2 separate regions of the Mus musculus genome follow, and region 2 is linked to region 1. Evidence: chromatin loops called from intact Hi-C (ENCODE). Cell type or tissue: heart. All regions are shown on one strand.

Evidence for each region. Hi-C counts contacts between places; a loop is a spot of excess contacts. Peaks named below come from ENCODE experiments on the same cell type or tissue, not always from the same donor. Only the 100,000 strongest peaks of a DNase experiment are listed, where the experiment ranks them.
Region 2: it touches region 1 in a loop (2.8-fold over the local background); 8 of 42 quality-filtered maps call a loop at or near these places.

What each region holds. Positions count from the first base shown.
Region 1 is chr16:90,924,134-90,926,633 of GRCm38, forward strand. Cfap298 (cilia and flagella associate protien 298) reads right to left here. Exons shown (of 7, transcript NM_026502.2): 6 at 2,212-2,307; 7 at 1,678-1,949. The coding sequence ends at 1,839. Among named protein-coding and RNA genes, the nearest start is that of Cfap298, 9.5 kb to the right of the region's middle. In heart, a CTCF peak has its summit at 1,541 (motif pointing left); DNase peaks (open chromatin) are centred at 678, 1,038 and 1,528; H3K27ac peaks cover 357 bases; H3K27me3 peaks cover 696 bases.
Region 2 is chr16:90,311,287-90,313,786 of GRCm38, forward strand. No RefSeq gene overlaps it. Among named protein-coding and RNA genes, the nearest start is that of Scaf4, 28 kb to the left of the region's middle. In heart, a CTCF peak has its summit at 1,278 (motif pointing right); no DNase peak of the experiment used is centred here.

The sequences.
Region 1 (2,500 bases):
ACTGTGAGGCCACGGGCAGCACCCATGTCTGGTAGCATCGATGCCAGTTTCTAATCAACATAGTTTCTAAAAGTTCTGCTGAGATCACATGCCTTGACTCACTCTCCCGTGTAGTTCTGAGCATGAATCGTCTACACACAAATGGGCAGAGGCAGGTTCCCCAGATACAACTCGAGGCTTTAAGAACAAACGTCATTCAAGGCCAAAACAATCCAAGGAAAAACTTAAAAATTATAATCAAAGGAAGGGGGAATAGATGCAAATCTGGATTTTACAAAATTTGATCAATTGAAATAGCAGGACCACAAAGTGGCTAGCTACATCTGGCTTTGAGAAGTGGCCTTTTGGGGCCCCCTCTGGTGAAGTAGCTTGGGAGGCCAAAGTTTCTGGGAGAATCTCAAGGTGCGGGGCTCAGCCTCACAGCTTTTCCTGGATGCCCAAGTCTTCCTCCAAGTGGAAACAGGGACATCTAGCTAGCTTTACTTCTGAGGATGAAGCCAGGCAGAACAAGTGGCTTGCTCTCATCCCAGATGTGGGGTGCTGGCTCGGGGAAAGGCTGCCTTGCATCAGGCAGGACCTGTCCAGGGCCAGCTCCCCTCGCTCCTACTGCTCCTTTCAAGGCTGTGGTGGCTGGCCTGGGGTGCGTAGGTGGGAGGGGCAGTGAGTGGGAGGAGCGTGGGACAGGAAGTCCAGCGCAGGGAACAGTACTATGCTTCCGTTCCCTTACAGGGCGCAAGAAGAATTTCCTCTTAACTGAGCCAGCATCCTGGAGGCCAAGGTCAAGGGTAAGTGTGTCTCTAGGACACTTGTAGCTGCAGGGAGCAGCCTGGGTGTGCCTCATTTGATGGCAGCGCTAGGTGTTGGGGGTTACAGTGGCTTAGGGGGAATAGTGACTTTAAAAAGGCCCAGTGCCCCAGTATGTCCTGCAGGTGGTCACAGGCGCACAAACCTGTTGTCATTAGCCTGATGGTGTACAGCACAACCCAGGGACAGCAGGCAGCTGAGCCTGCAGTTGGTGTGGCCATCCCCAAGCACAGCCACTCTGTGCCAGCGTCACAACGCCTTTTCCCAGCCTGTTTAGTGAAGGAGACTTGAATGGTTAACTGAAGAAGGGTCAAGGTGCCAGGTTAGCCTAGTTGGCTACCAACCTGAACCACGGGTGGCTTCTCCTGGCAGATAAGGCCAGGGGGTAGCCCGGAGCCAAGCTTACCCTTGAGGGCTAGCACAGTCAGATATGACAGTGGGTCCACCGAGTGCAGGGTTCCCACCCTTCCTGATGCTGTGACCCTTTAACACAGCTCCTCATGTTCTGGTGACCCCAACCATAACATTATTTCATTGCTACCTCATAACTGTCATTTTTCTGTCATGAATCGTAATGTAAATGTCTGACATGCAGGACATTTGGTATGCAACACCCGTGAAAGGGTGGGTCAACCCTGGGCTGAGAACCATTGCCCTAGTGTCTTAACCTAAAGCCAACTCAGAATTCAACCCATCCACATGGAGAATGACAAGACTGCAGCCAGCGGCCTCTAGTGGCCATGACGGCTGAGTTCCACATCAGCTACGGACCAGCTGGCTATCTTGCTACAGAGGAAACTCAGATCCACTCCAACACAGGCACACACAAGGTAAGGGACAGGAAAGACATGGCTCTCATGACACCAACAAGTTAAGTCCTTAGATGTGACACAGCTGTCCTAAAACATTCTCTTTTGAATGTGTATTTATTAAGTTCTAAAACTGTGAATGACTTATTTCAAAAATTCAAACTAAAGGAAAACCAGGAAGGTAGGAATTTGGTGGGTTGAGGTTCTGACAGTCAAGTGTTGGCTTCACCTGGGCCGCCACTTTATGTCTTTTACGCCATGAAAATGTCTTTTCAAAGCCGTGTTGTCAGCCCACGGGGAGTTCAGACAGGAGTCATCGTCATTCTCTTCCAGTTTCTGGAAATAAACGCGCCTTACTCAGGACAACACTTCAGAGGTAGTTCATATAGACTGAGGGAAGGACCCGGGTCACTTCCTGCCACCCCAGCACGCCCCTGCCAGTAGTGGGACCCCCACGGTCTAACACTGGAGACAGCCTTGGAGAGCTGGAAGGCCTTCCCCAGCACTGTGTGGATGGATGGTAGAGGGCCCGGCCCGTGGGGGAGGCACGGGATGCACGGTGTGCCCAGCTCCACTGCCCCTGCCACCCAATGGCTACCTTGAGCTCCTCCTGTCTTCTGTGGTAGAACAGCATCAGCTGCTTGTGTTCTTCACTGCTGATGACAGGCTCCCGGGCTGGGGCACCCTGCCCTCTCTGCAAAGGCAAGGGCAGAGTCAACAGGGCGCCAAGACATTCTCTTTGCAGGGACATCAGAGAGTAACAGGTTTATTCTATAGCTGTCTCTGCTAACAGCTAAGATGATGGGCTGCTAAGCCACTGTGGGGTCGGGCATGGGCATGGATATGGCTGGCGCCCTGGATTTGTAGTGGACACCATCTATATCATG
Region 2 (2,500 bases), 610 kb before region 1:
GGTGTGTGTGAAGATAGCTACAGTTTACTTGTGTACATAAAATAAATAAATAATTAAAAAAAAAAAAGAAGGCCGGGCGGTGGTGGCGCACGCCTTTAATCCCAGCACTCGGGAGGAAGAGGCAGGAGGATTTCTGAGTTCAAGGCCAGCCTGGTCTACAAAGTGAGTTCCAGGACAGCCAGGGCTACACAGAGAAACCCTGTCTCGAAAAAAACAAAAAAAAAAAAAAGAAGAAAGATTGCACAGTTGAGCTTAGGCAGAGTCAACACATTGAGTAGTTTACTGTAAAATGTTATTTGAGAAGTAATTATTATTATTATTTTGTTTTGTTTTGTTTTTCAAGACAGGGTTTCTCTGTATAGCCCTGGCTGTCCTGGAACTCACTTTGTAGACCAGGCTGGCCTCAAACTCAGAAATCCCCCTGCCTCTGCCTCCCAAGTGCAGGGATTAAAGGTGTGCACCACCACCGCCCGGTGAGAAGTAATTATTTTTATTAAAAATTGTTTATTCTCTGTCTTCTTGGATATAATTTTAAGGTTGTGAATATTGAAAGATTACTTTGTTTTTTAGCAACAGTTTTCTATCCCCTTGTCTTGTCCCACAGAAAACCAACTTTAAGCAGCTTGCACCTGGGAGCGTGCTGAAGAGGAGCCCATTTCATCAATAAAGTTGAGTGTCAAAAAAAAAGGGGGGGTGGTGGTCTGGCGAGATGGCTCAGCGGTACAGAGCAACCACATGGTGGCTCACAACCATATATAATGAGATCTGATGCCCTCTTCTGGGGCATCTGAAGACAGCTACAACATGCTTACATATAATAAATAAATAAATCTTAAAGAAAAAAAAAAGGAAGAAAGAAAAATAGAGGATTTTTTTTTGCTATGGTGATATTATCAATTATGGCCAATAACATTGCTTTAAAAATTATTCAACATGTGGCCTGTTCTCTCACCCCCTCCTACAAGAACATCATTCACAAACGTTTAAGATGCCTCTGATATAGTAATTCTTACTGTTCAACTCAAGAGTCCACGTTAGGGCTGGTGAGATGGCTCAGTGGGTAAGAGCACCCGACTGCTCTTCTGAAGGTCAGGAGTTCAAATCCCAGCAACCACATGGTGGCTCACAACCATCCGTAATGAAATCTGACTCCCTCTTCTGGAGTGTCTGAGGACAGCTACAGTGTACTTAACTATAATAAATAAATAAATCTTTAAAAAAAAAAAAAAAAAAAAAGAGTCCACGTTAGTGGACACATCCACTCTGAACAGTAGAGGGCACTTATGTACACAATACAGAACGCTGCCTGATTTTGAAGAGCAGCTGAGTGGGCGTGCAGACTCCACACTGTCATGCTTGAGCCTTGGCAGGGATGCACTTAATGCGTGCAATTACAGTTCCGAGAGCTCGGTCACTCATCCCTCTTTGTGTTTAAAGCCCCACTTCCTACACAGTGGGTCATACCCACAGGAAGCCGTATGGGACCAGGTAACTCAGTGTGAAGGTCATAAAAAGTCTGGCAATTAATTCAAAATTAAACACACGGTGAATCCGAGGTGTTTCTGGTGGTGCCTGCTTCTACTGCATCATGTGACTAACTTCACGGCAGCCCCGGCAGTGAATGACTTACATTCATGCTTTGAACTGTTTGTCCATGAACCCTGTCTGAAGCACTTCAGTTTGGATTCAAGACGACTGTATTAATATTACAGACTTCAGTGATTCTACTGTTCCTTAAAAGTTTATTATTATTATTTTATATTTATTTATTTTATGTATGTGACTACACTGTCCGTCTCTTCTTCAGATGCACCAGAAGAGGGCACCAGATCCCATTACAGGTGGTTGTGAGCTACCATGTGGTTGCTGGGATTTGAACTCCGGACCTTCGGAAGAGCAGTCCATGCTCTTAACTACTGAGCCATCTCTCCAGCCCCATGCTTTGTATTCTTATAGAAAAATCAATGCGTTAGTTATAGAAAACGAGGATTCTCTGTATTTGCCTACTATAATTCTTCAGCATTGTAAGTATCAAATGATTGTATTTTTGGACAGTTTTGTGTTAGAGTATTTGGTTTTAAAGATTGCTGTTTGAGTTTCTGACTTGGGCTTAATAAAAGTTGCTAAATGAGGGGCCAGGGGGATGGCTTAGCATATAAAGCGCTCCCTATTCTTGCAGAGGACTACAGCTTTGTTCCCAGTTTGCAACTGCGTCAAGGAATCTGATGCCCCTGGCCTCTGTGGGTACCTGAACTCATGTGCACAACCACTTTCCAATTTGTATGTAATTTTAAAAAACAACACAATCTAAAAATTGTTAAATGAATTTTGGCTTAGAATTAGGATAGTATTTTCAGCAATTTCTGAAATGTCCCTAAACACACTTCTGCTGTTTTTTGTTTGTTTGTTTATTCATTTGTTTGTATTGTGTACTTATGCAAAGTAGCATTCACAGCATTGGCCATTATGAAATCAAAGTACTTATCAGCTCTGAAGAACT